Linked DNA regions of Mus musculus: all the other regions are linked to region 1. The links are chromatin loops, found by intact Hi-C in ENCODE. Cell type or tissue: left cerebral cortex. All regions are shown on one strand.

Region 1 (4,000 bases):
AAGTCCTGAGTTCAATTCCCACCAACTGCATGGTGGTTCACAACCATCTGTAATGGGATCCGATGCCCTCTTCTGGTGTGTCTAAAGACAGCGACGATGTACACATACAAAGTAAGTAAATAAATCTTAAAGGGCAATTTGATTATTTAGTATAATAATAAGCAGTATGTTCTCTCTGGGATCTTTGGGGCTCCCTGACCACAGCACATGGACAGATTTGTGGTACCAGACATCTGTCTCCTCCTGTGGAGTTGGCCCCAAGTCCAACTGGAAACAATAGCATAACAATTACTGCTATTCACAGGGCTCTCAGCTTGAAAAGATAATTGGTGACATGTTAGCCCTGACTGCCTTTCAGTACTGAGAGCTGGCCACAGGGTTGAAGCTTCCTGGTCCCTACTAACTTGATTTCTCTATTTCCAGTAGCCTATGTGTGTGATGTCTTCAGCAATAGGATCCCCCCATCGAGTCTACTGGGTAACCAGGGGCAGAGGCAACACAATGCTCAAGTCTTAATCCCCAGAAGATCATTTCCTCAGAAGATGGATGCATTTGGGGACAAGGCCTTCAAAGAGATGACTAAGATAAAAAGCAGTCAGGAGGATACGTCCTATTTCAACATGATTGATGTCCTTATAAGAAGTAGATTAGGGTACAGGCAGTCATAGAGTAAAGACCACTGAGGACACGGAGAGATAACGGTTGTACCGTGCCCTTGGGAGGCCTCCAAAGACACCAACTCTAAGAAGGCCTTAACCTCAGACTTCTAGCCCCAGAACAAAGAAAATGTTAACTGAATCACTCATCGTGTGGGACACGACTACCGAAGCCAGAGCCATCTTCACAGCTACTTGGTCACATGTCAGGCCTCCTCCAGGTATCAGAGGCTCTTGATATGGTCTGTGATCTGGTCTATCAGCATGAACACCCATGAGGCTGGTGTTCTGAGGGTGTCAACATGTCCACAGGTGGAGTTTGAAAAGTGTGGGGTTCAGCAGACTAGAGAAGAATGTACATATGTTTCAGGCAGGGGTGAGACAGGGACTCCTGTGCTCAAGTGTTAGTGGAGTCGTGACAGGGAGAACATGGTCTGGGAGGGTGTAAGGCAAGGCAGACTTCTCAGAGCTGTAAGCTCGTGTCAAGTGCTGGCCCTGGGGCTGGGGTGCAGCTGAGTTGCTGGAATGCTTACCTATCAGCCGTGAAGTCCTGGGTTTGATCCCCAGCACGATGGTGTGATGATGTGCCTCTATAATTCAAGCACTCAGGAGGTGGAAACAGGAGAACCAAAACCTCAAGGTCTTTCTTGAACACATAGCAAGTTTGAGACCCTGTCTCTAAAAACTAAACAAAACTGGCCTTGAAGCCATTGAAGTCGTTGTCTGGTTCAAGAAGGATGTGAGGCAGTGAGTATCCGGAGGTATAATGATGAGTAGGAGCGGGCACATCTGACCTCCTTGTCTTCCGTTGGTGTTTTGAAACAGATCTTTAAAAAGCCCAAATGAGTTCCCTCTGAGTTCTCCATTAATGAGAAAAAGGCCCGGATGGTACCTGCAATGCTAGCCAGTGACCACCAGATGGCACTCTGTCCCCGCTGTGCAGGCTCACAGCCCAGGGCCTCAGGAAATGTGTCACTGTGCCTCCTTTGCCCGACACTCCCCCTCCTCCCGCAGCAGTCCCGTGTCTACACCACAGGAAGCTCGTCTTTGGGGACATGTGTGAAACTCCACACCGCCTGGCTTAGCTCTGCCTCCTGTTCCTCCTGGGGACATAGCAAGCAAGATCTCACCTACCCTGAAGAGGCCCGAAGAGTCCTCCAGGCGCTCCCGAGCCTGCGTTCTGGCTAGGCACTGAGCTTCCATTTTGAAATCTGCTGCCCAGGAGAAGCACACCCGATGGAAGAGAAGCATATTTCAGAACTATGTATTGATAGATCTGCACCCCTGGCACGAATGCAGCCCTGCAAACACGGCTACCCTGGCATTTAGACCACTTACAGTGGGGTGTAAGACTGACGTAATCCCCAACCTCGGCCCTGGAGAATTAATGAGTTGTTCATGCCATGAGCCGTGAAAGAAAGACTTGCACTGGGGTGGGCGGTTACTGCTTGCCCAGAGTGGCGGAATGAGCCATGGGGCTGGAGGCCAAAGGACTCGGGCCACCCATGCAGGGAATTAACTCCCAGAGATCCATCGCAGGCACGGAGGGCACGGAGCAATCGCTCCATTTGAAGTTTGCATGCCTCTCGGCCCTGCACATCTGAGACTTGGGGTCCATCCCATAGGAACCAGTCCATGACCAAAATCTGGCCGTTGAAAATCTACTGTTGTCAAGCTCTGGCTTTTAGGCAGAGAGCCCTGTCCTTGCTTTCAACTCCAAAAGCAATGAATAATTAATCATCACATTCTTGAATAGAAAGGACGTTTCAATGGATGAGTGACACTTTCAATAGGGTTCTCTGATATTTGCTGTTGCTTCCTTCTGTCTGAAGCAGGACCCCAGGAGTGAAAGGAAGCGAAGACAGAGGCAACATTGTGTTTATTACCGGCTGTGCTTTTGACCCATCAGAAACTGGAGTGGATAGAGAGCAGCTGGATCGGATATTTACCTTGGCACCTGCCCCGCACCAGGCTCTCTCTCTCTCCCATATGTTATATAAGCAGTTTCATGCTCCATACTCGGGGCAATGCTTGGCAGTTGGCTTTGAACCTTTTGTGTGAGTGTATGTGTGCACATATGCCTATGGGTGCCTGTGTGTATGTGTTGCTTGTATGTGTATACATGTGTGTGAAAGGCCAGAAGGCAATCCCAGGTGTCCTTTCTTCATACTATCTGTATTATTTTTTTGAGACTCTTTGATCTGACCTCACCAAGCAGACTAGACTGACTGGCCAGTGAGGCCAAGGGATCTATCTACCTGAGTCCTTGTCTTAGTTAGGGTTTTACTGCTGTGAACAGACACCATGACCAAGGCAACTCTTGTAAGGACAGCGTTTCATTGGGGCTGGCTTACAGGTTCAGAGGTTTAGCCCATTATCATCAAGGCAAGAAGCATTGGCAGCATTCATGCAAGCATGTTGCAGGAGGAGCTGAGAGTTCTAAGTCTTCATCCAAAGGCAGACAGGAGACTAGCTTCCAGGCATCTAGAATGAGGGTCTCCAAGCCTACCCCCACAGTGACATACTTCCTCCAACAAGGCCACACTTCCTAATAGTGCCACTCCCTGGGGCAAGCATATTGAAATCACCAAAGTCCAAGTCCCAAGTACTAGAACTACAAGTGTAAGCCAACACTTCTAGGTTTTTTTGTGTATGTGTTTGTTTTGTTTTTCTCTTTAGTGTGGATTCTGGGCATTAAACTCAAGTCCTCATGGTTGCAGGGCAAGCACTTTACCAGCTAAGTCATCTCCCAGATCCACACCTGGGCTCTCACATGAAGAACCAATGTTTAGAGAGGCGAGGCAGCTTGGCTTGCCCAATGTCACACGTGCTTTAGTAGTTGGCATAAGTCTGACTTCAAAGTCTGGGTTTATCTCTCAGCACCAAAGTTTCATAGACTCATGAACTTCATAGTCAAGATGGACCTGGTGTCTGTGTGTGTGTGTGTGTGTGTGTTGTTACACATATGTGTTAGTTGCTTTGTACACCTGTGCACATGTAGAGGTCAGAGGAGGAAGGCAGGTGTCCTGCTTTGTCACTCTCTGCCTTGTCCCCTACAGGATGACCTCTCAGCGAATCCAGAGCTAGGTTGGCAGTAGACAAGCCCGGGTAATCCTCCTGTCTCCATCTTGCACATCACTGGGGTTACCTGTAAGTGTGACTATGCCCAGCTTCTTACACGCATACTAGAGATTTGAACCGTAGTCTTCAAGCTTGGTCATCAGATGTTCTTGCCTGCCTAGTCATTTCCCCAAGCCCTCCAGAATTTCCCTACGATGAAAGCTAAATAAATGTGACCATATATGAAGTCAAAGGCTGAAGCTGGAAGACTGAGACTTCAGGAT
Region 2 (4,000 bases), 260 kb after region 1:
GTGTATGTGTACATGCACCCTACACACACACACACACACACACACACACTAACTAAAACTTTAAAGTGCATTCTGGATCCAAGATGTACAGCACTGCTTGAAGCTGTCACCAAAAGGGAGGTAAAGTCCTTGTGAGACTGTTGACCTGAGATGGAAATGTGTCCCGTGGGAACCAGTAACACTGCCCATCCTCCACTCACCAAGACTTTAAGTGTAAGCATCTCCTTTTGACATATTACAGAGTCACCAAGATCCCCAAATATCCACTGTGACTGCCAAGGACGCCAAATACACATCTAAGTACTTCTGGATCCATCTCAGATAGTCTGTCCTCTACTGTCCAAGCCAAAAAGGAAACCTGCTTGCAGATCTAGTGGGGATTTTTAGGAACCAGGTAACTAGTCACCAAGGAGACACTGAGTGCATTCGGCTTGCCTGTGAAATAATTGTGACAGAAAGGAATCAATTATGGCCCATCTGTAGTTCATTAATATGATCTGTTGAAAAAGAGGCCAAATTCACCAAGTCTAAAAATAGGACCGATGCAAGTCTGGCCCAAAGCACATTAGGCAATAAAAAGATCCCTACATCTGCAGGAATGAGAGCCCCGGGACACTTCCTTGTTCTTTACTCCTTATCCACAGAGGTAACTGGAAATGGATACATTTTATTTTCTTTCCAGAAAAAAACAGAGAGAAAAACATTCCGTAAGGATCATTGTGGTCAAAAATATCATCCCATGTTCAGGAAGGCTCAGCTCAGAGACAGAGTTCACTTACTCCTGACAGAAATCTTACACATTCCCGAGACTGCTAGTATTTCTGCTTAAATCACACGCACAGAGAAATAGAAGGTTCCAGGGCAGCAATTCTCAAAGTGGGACAAAGCACTGGCTTTAGGAGGTCCATCGATAGGAGCCTGCTCTTGGGGAGGGTTTCACAGTTGTAATGAGTATCAAAATAATCTAAGTCACGGGCCCTTCTGTTCCTCTCCCCTCCCCCTCCCCCTCCCCCTCCCCCTCCCCCTCTAGAGTCTTTGGAGTAAACTTCTACTTAAACTGTCTGTGTCTTGCTCACTGATCTATTGCTGTGAGGAGACACCATGACCAAGACAATTCTTATAAAGGCAAGCATTTAATTAGAGGCTTGCTTAGCATTTCAGAGAGCTGGTACACCCCCCAGTGACACTCTTTCTCCAACAAGACCACCCCACTAAATCCTTTCAAATATTGCCACTCCCAGATGACTAAGCATTTAAACATATGATCCTATGGCATACCATTCTTATTCAAACCACCACAACCAAATTATTTCTTTCAAGGAGACAGGAGAGTCACCCCCACACACACCCAAAAATATCGCTCTCTGACCAAATCTTCTTCATGTTGCACAAGCCATTGGTTTGTGCTGTGCTGAGAACCTAGACTGGAATGAACTGAGCCCTGAACCGTGTCTTTGAAGGGAAACCAAGTATCTCTGGTGCTCTGTTCTTCCGGGGAGTTGAGGCTGCAGGCACAGGATGGGGGTGTTTGACCCCTTGATTCCTCTGTGGACTTACTCTTCATAACACATGCTTTGGGACCAGGCTCATCTACTTCTGGGAACCACAGCAGAGGTATAATGGGAAGCTAGTGGGCTCTTCCTATGGGTCTGTGGTTTGGAAGTATCTGTGATAGGATGGAAGCAGGTTTAGGGAACACACACATTTAGCTCTCAAAAAAAAAAGAGAAATTTGATACCTTGGCAACAATCCCTAAACATCTCTTCTCTGAGGAGAAAGACTACAGCCATCTCCATCGTGGGTTTCTGCTTGACTGTTAAAAATACTAAATTAGACCAGACACCAAAATAGTGGAAAAGAAAAATAACATTTCAGTGTGATTTGCTTTTGTGCAAAGTAGAAGCATTTATATAGCTTGTGTCTAAGCACAGAATATTTCTGGAAAGATTTGCCCAGACTGTTCACAACGGTTACTTATCCAAGCAACAAGTAAAGAAGAGGGCGGGAAAGTGGCTTCTGAGTCCCATTCTGTTGCTGTCTGTGTGTTGGCCATTTTTACAATGACCTGCATTGCTTTTTTAATAGAAGATATTTTGAACAATGGCAAACAATGAGGGCAACATTTAAAAGCTTCTGCCAGTGCCCTAGCAAGACTGAGCCTATGAGACACATGTCTGAGTGAGCTATTCATTTGCATATACATAATCATCAGAATAGATAATACATATCACACTGTAATCACAATGAAATAGGCTTGCATTAGCATAATAATCAAAACACAGAATGCATATTGCATAATGGTCATTAGGAGGCCTGTTCAGGCAGAAGCGAGGCATGGGCATAGAACTGAAAGCAGTTGGGGTGGGGATGTACTCCCTGCCTCCAGATGGTGAGAGAGCCCTTCTCTCTGGCACTGGTCACAGCCTTGAATGTAACATCTATAGCACTGACTGTGGCCCAGCAAAACCTCTATGAATCAGTGCTGGTGCTTCCAGTAACCTTCAGAAGCAGACTCCGTTGTCCTGTATCTGACAGATGCAGAGACTGAGGCTATGGAAGTTCATGCTATTATCATGGCAGAGGAGGCTAACTGCCCAGCCACACCAGCATGGTACTTTCCATAGTGCAAGATTGGCATGAGGGTATGTCTCCCCCATCATTCCAGAATACGGTAAGTATCATCTTCATCAAGTTCTGCCTCTAGACAGAGGTCTAAAAGGGTATAGGGCATACAGAATAACAATATAGGAGGAGCTTGGGTTCTTCAGCCATCCACCTCCCTTAGAAAAGGCATATATACGGGGCCATGGGTATGTTTTAAGCAGCTTCTTTGTAACTGGTACTAGTTTCCTTAAACAATGCAATAGATACAATGTTGCACCAGGATTTATTGTTTTAAGGGCTGAAATGTACCACTGGGACACCGGGGCCATTACAGCTGTGTCATGGGAAACTCATATCTTCAAACCACACCATGGATCTATTGTTTACTTATGGCCCCATCCAGCGATCAGCTCTGTGTTCAACCCTGGATGGAAGCCAAGTGAAGAAACAAACAAACAAAACCTTGGCACAGATGGCACCTGCCCACTGTGCAGATCTCCTCAGACATGATTCTATTTATAAGCTGAAGGTGAGGTGTGCTCCCAGACAATCTGTCATAGACAGCAGCAGTCACTGGGAGTGTCATCGGGCGTCTCTGGGCCATGGAGAACCCTGGGTGCCCCGGTTTCTCCTACAGTCCTCCTTCACCACCCAACTGGGCAACAGTTAGGCCCGGGCTCACCTTAACCCAACATAAACACAAACCCCACTGTACTTCACCCAAACGACTCCCGTGCATTTTTAGCTTACTGGCAGCATCCTGCCTGCTTGGCATGGAGGCTGAGGTGAGGTAAGCTCTAACCCTTAGGGATGCATGCTCCACGGCCCTGCTCTAGCTGTGCTGACACCAGTGAGGGATGTGAGGAGAATCTTGATGACTCAAGAAGGTGACTGTCTGTAAACAGGATCAGTAGACGGCCAGCCAGGGACCAGGCCTGTGAAAAACGCCATTAGATGTATTTCACATAGATGCCCTACACATCTTCCCGTGTTTCATACCCATGACCCTATCAGATGGATAGATCATATCTGATATGTGAAATGAGCTAACCCAATGTACTGTGATCCATCTTAATCCTCTGTGGGTGCAAGTTCACTGTGAGGCTGAGGAGATGACTCAAAAGATGAAGAACTTGCTGTAGAAGCATGAAGACCAGAAATCCTGTCCTCAGCATCCACATAAGCACAGGGGTGTGGCCTCCCACCTGGAAAGGCAAACACAGGAGCCCAGTGTTAACCTCTGCTCTCCATATGCACACACATACATACATACAGAGAGAGAGAGAGAGAGATATGATGATGAATCTACTGTGAGTGTTGGCTCCATATGAGCAGATGTGGGGTCTATGTTTGTTTGTCTAGCTGACCCAAGACCCCTGTATCATCCTAAAACTTT
Region 3 (4,000 bases), 96 kb after region 1:
TCGCTGCCTATCAACCCGTTCTGACTCATCCCTGTTGTGCTGGTTCAGCAGAGGGACCACGTTGCCACTAAGCTCTGGTTCAGCCCCGGGCCGACCAGGAAGTTGGCTGTTTGTTGTTTCTGGATTAAGGCAAAACTGTGCATGGAAGAATGGATCCCTACCACCCACCCACCCACCCACCCACCCACGCGCACACACGCACGCGCGCGCGCGCACACACACACACACACACACACACACACGGGTGGGCGGGCGCTCAAACGCTGCCTCTAACCCCACGCCCTCCATCCCTTCTCCCCTCGCCCCGCAGTCGCCCCTACCTGCTTTAGACCCGTTGGCCCCGTTGGCCTCGAAACCCAACAACCTGCCTGCTGCAGTCAGAGCCGGCTCCTTCTTGAACTTGCTCTCGAAGGGCCCCGAGTGGCCGTGCTGGTGCAGCGCCAGGAGCGTGTCCCGCACCGTCTTAGGCCTGCTGGCCCAGTCCTGCTCCCCGGGCGCGCGGCCTTTGCCTGCACCCTCGGCGCTCAGCTCGCTGGCCCCGGCCGCGCTGGATAAGCTGTCGGCCGGACTCCGGTGCGCGGGCTGCGCCTTCTCCTTGCTCGGCTCGCGCGCCTCGTGCTCCGCCGCCGCGCTCGACACAGACGCCGGGCGTTTGTGGGTGCCCAACTCGGCGGGCTGAGCTCCCAGGCCCGGTGTTCCGCTCACCGCGGCCAGTGTGGCCGCAGCACGGCCGCTCAACCCCAGCGCGGCAGAACCGTTGACCAGAGGCACCAGAGTGGGCGGAACGGCGTGTGCACGCCGAGGGTTCGGGCTCTGGCGATTCAGCTCCGGCGGCTCCTCCAGTTTGGAGAACCCGTTGGGCACCAGGATGCCGTTCGCCGGCGCGGACTGCTGCGCGGCCGACTGTGGGAGGCCTGCACCCGCACGCGTGCTGAAGTCGGAGGCCAGGCGCGGGGCACGATCCGGCGCCAGCGGGTAGCGCTCCATAGCCTGAGCGCGCGCGGCCTCGGCGCCCGCGTGGCCCAGCTGCGGCGGCGGCTGCAGCAGTAGGTCCTTGGCCGACAGTGGCGGTGGCTTGGCGGCTGCGGGCTGTGCACCGGTCGGGGAGCGGCCCTCCGGGAAGCAGCCGTGAGCACGCTTCAGCTGGCGGGCCGTCTCGATGACGAACTCCACGCGGTCGGCTCCCTCGTAGTTGACGCAGCCGCGGCACACGGGCTCCGTGAAGTCCCAGATCATGGCCCAGGGCATGCGGGGCAGGTCACACAGATAGCACGACTGGCGCCGAGAGGCGGCCGCCACCGCCACCGCCGCGGCCATGTCCGCACAGCCCGCCGCGCCGCAGGAGGAGCCGGGTGAGGGGACGCCGCCGCCCCCCGTGGATCCCGCGCGCGCGCGCCGGCCGGCCCAAGCCCGCGTCTGCGCGACTAGCGGCGGCGGCGGCCGCAGGCGAGGAGGCGGCGGCGGCAGAGCCCGGGCCGGCGCGGCGCCCGCGCGGCGCCCCCGGGGCACGAGGGGCGGCGGGCGCGCGGCGGGGCGCGCCTGCAGGTCCCCACGGGCGGCGGGGCGGCGCGGCGCGCGCGGGGGCGGCGGCTCGGCCGGGGCCGCGGGCTGGGGCCTCCAGACCGGGGCAAAGACGGGCCGCGAGCGCAGCAGGTCGCGCTGGCGCCCGGGGCGCAGAGCCGCGCGAGGTACGGGGGACGCGGGGCAGCCGCCGGGGCAGCTCAGCCCGAGCGGCGGGGCATGCCGCGCGCGGCGGCGTGCAGCTCGGTCCCGGGCCCCGGCGCGGCCGCTGCACAGCACCCACTGCGCCTCAGCTCCTGCGCCGCCGCTGTTGCTGCTGCTACCGCCGCGGCCGCTCCACTTCTACAGACTTGATTCTTCGACAGCTCTGCACGGCGCCTGCGCGGCCCCCTCCCTCCCTGGCGCGCGCGGCCCCGTGCGCCCGCCCTCCTTCCCTCCCTCCCTCCCTCTGCGCTCTCTCGCGCGCCACCCTGGATTCTTCCGTTTCTCGATCGCGTGCGCGCCGGGACTGAGGCGCAGACCAGTTCACGCGGCCCTAGCGCCGCAGGTGTGCAGCTCGCGTCCCCAAGAGTCCCGTGTCACCCCGCCTACCCAGCCAGGATGCTCCAACCCATGGCCCTGTTCTTTCGATTAAATCGTGCAAACTGTTTTATTTTACATGCAATGCCACTTTATCACTTGGTTACTGGCAGCCTCCTGAGCATGGAATTTGGAGCATAGCGAGGCGCACTTTGGACTTTTCCTTGTTAGCGTCTCACTTGGCTTCAGCTGGGCGCGCGCACGCTATCAACACTCTGCCCTGTTTTGGTCGAGGAAGCAACTACACACTGCCGCTGCCCCTTTAAGTTTTACAAAAACTTAGTGCTCAGGCAGGCCCGGCCTCTTTTGCGCGTGCACTGAAAGGAGGACGCACAGGCCCGAGGCTCCTCAGGCGCCGCCGCCCAGCGTCTTATGTAGGTCTGTGCAGCGAGCGCGTGACGTGGGCAAGGGACGCTGCCACTGCGCAAACTCCACATAAGACGTGCCCAGCGCCGCGGGCCCTGGGGCCGCGCCGAGCTAGTGCACATTCCAGGGATCTGGGCTCTGCAGCGCACCGCGTCACGGCTCAGGACCCGCCCCCGGTCTCTGGCTAGTAGGCCCTGCCCCACCGCCTCCGCGGGGCCGAACTTCGAGTGGCCAACTCTGGGCGCGCGCTGTCCCCTTTGCGCCTAGGGCGTGCGCTGGCGGGTGGACTTGGCTGTCTGTTGTACCATCCGGCTTAGCCCAGTGGGCACAGACGCGCCTGGCAGCATCGCTTCGTTGTTCCCTTCCACGCTGGGCAGTGAGGGCTGCCCAGAGTGGACGGAACACCGAATTGTACACTTTGGTAGGGAGCAGGGACTGGTGTGTGCTGTCAGTGGTCGGTCAGTCAGGCTCTGATTTGAGACCTACTACTCTGAGTAAGAGCCGCTTTTGCTTTTGTGGTGAACAACGCAGGTCCACCTCTCTCCCCAAGATTGGAATGGGCTGGTTAAGTGTGGGAAGAGCAGGGTACTAAGTACATTAGCTTTCCTACAACTGGATTGGAAGGTGGAAAGGGAGGGGGGAAAAATCTGCTGACCTTTTTTTCTCCGGTGGCTGCTATTGAAAAATGCCAGGTTGCTTCAAAGAATAGCCACAAGAGGAAACACGCCCCACAGAGAAGCAGCCCAGAGAGCTGTTTAGAGCACAAGAATAAACCTGTTGGAGGTGGCACAGAAAGCTTAGCGCCAGATGCCAAGGGCGTCCACAGGCTAACCTTGAACGTCTCTCTCGGGGCTTTCCAGAGAAGGTACATCTGTGTCAAGGGCCTCCCCAGCTCCCCTTCCAGTCACAAGCCTGCCTCACCCTCTCCAAGCCTGGAATGGGGCCTACCCGGATCCATTCCCAGAAGCAGCTGGTGCCAGCTGGTTTGGGCACCTGCTCCAGGACCTGTCAGTCTGGTCACTCTCTTCCAAGACCCTGTGTCACTCATCTGAGCACGTGATTTTGACCGTGCAGAACCTGAGTGGAGGAGATGAAGCTGCCCTGACTGCAGAGTCATCTCAGTGCCCTGAGAGATGGCCCACTAGGCAGACACAGAAACATTAAAACAAAGCAGAACCTCCCTTGAAAGCCTGGCCTGATTGTACTCGGTCCACCTGCCAGCAGCCCACAATGCCCTCTCCAGGGAAAGCCGCCACTACAACCCAAAATAGAATTGCCGAGGTACATACAATGTCTGCCTTGAGAAATGCGAAGTGGAGCTTCTCCAAAAGACCGGCATTTCCTTTGTATTTCACACTGGCTTCATGTTGAAACTGAGCTGTTAGAGCTGTGCGCAGGGGGGGCGGGGGGGGGGAGCCTCCCTCCACCCCCTCCAGATGCCTGCCTGCTGGAAAATGGAAAGGCTATTTTAGATCTGGGCTGTCCTTCATAAAAAGCAACCCGGCTCCAGGGGGTTAAGGTAGGTCCTGGATCC

The links. A loop is a pair of places that touch in the nucleus more often than their neighbours do. Peaks named below come from ENCODE experiments on the same cell type or tissue, not always from the same donor. Only the 100,000 strongest peaks of a DNase experiment are listed, where the experiment ranks them.
Region 2: it touches region 1 in a loop (2.9-fold over the local background); 7 of 42 quality-filtered maps call a loop at or near these places.
Region 3: a loop joins it to region 1, with 6 times the contacts of the local background. A loop is called at or near these places in 22 of 42 quality-filtered maps.

The regions. Positions count from the first base shown.
Region 1 is chr8:126,496,099-126,500,098 of GRCm38, forward strand. Gm51605 (a long non-coding RNA gene) reads right to left here. Exons shown (of 2, transcript XR_003947621.1): 1 at 1,190-4,000. Among named protein-coding and RNA genes, the nearest start is that of Gm51605, 2.6 kb to the right of the region's middle. In left cerebral cortex, CTCF peaks have their summits at 65 (motif pointing left) and 1,573 (motif pointing right); DNase peaks (open chromatin) are centred at 1,181, 1,637 and 2,049; H3K4me3 peaks cover 505 bases; H3K27ac peaks cover 1,244 bases.
Region 2 is chr8:126,751,371-126,755,370 of GRCm38, forward strand. No RefSeq gene overlaps it. Among named protein-coding and RNA genes, the nearest start is that of Gm45805, 5.0 kb to the right of the region's middle. In left cerebral cortex, no CTCF peak of the experiment used is centred here; a DNase peak (open chromatin) is centred at 1,930; H3K27ac peaks cover 322 bases.
Region 3 is chr8:126,592,120-126,596,119 of GRCm38, forward strand. It overlaps Irf2bp2 (interferon regulatory factor 2 binding protein 2), which reads right to left and starts at 1,867. Exons shown (of 2, transcript NM_001164598.2): 1 at 321-1,867. The coding sequence starts at 1,317. It overlaps Gm31546 (a long non-coding RNA gene), which reads right to left. Exons shown (of 2, transcript XR_388210.1): 1 at 3,756-4,000; 2 at 2,146-3,543. In left cerebral cortex, a CTCF peak has its summit at 2,494; DNase peaks (open chromatin) are centred at 478, 857, 1,148, 1,969 and 3 more places; H3K4me3 peaks cover 3,738 bases; H3K27ac peaks cover 3,758 bases.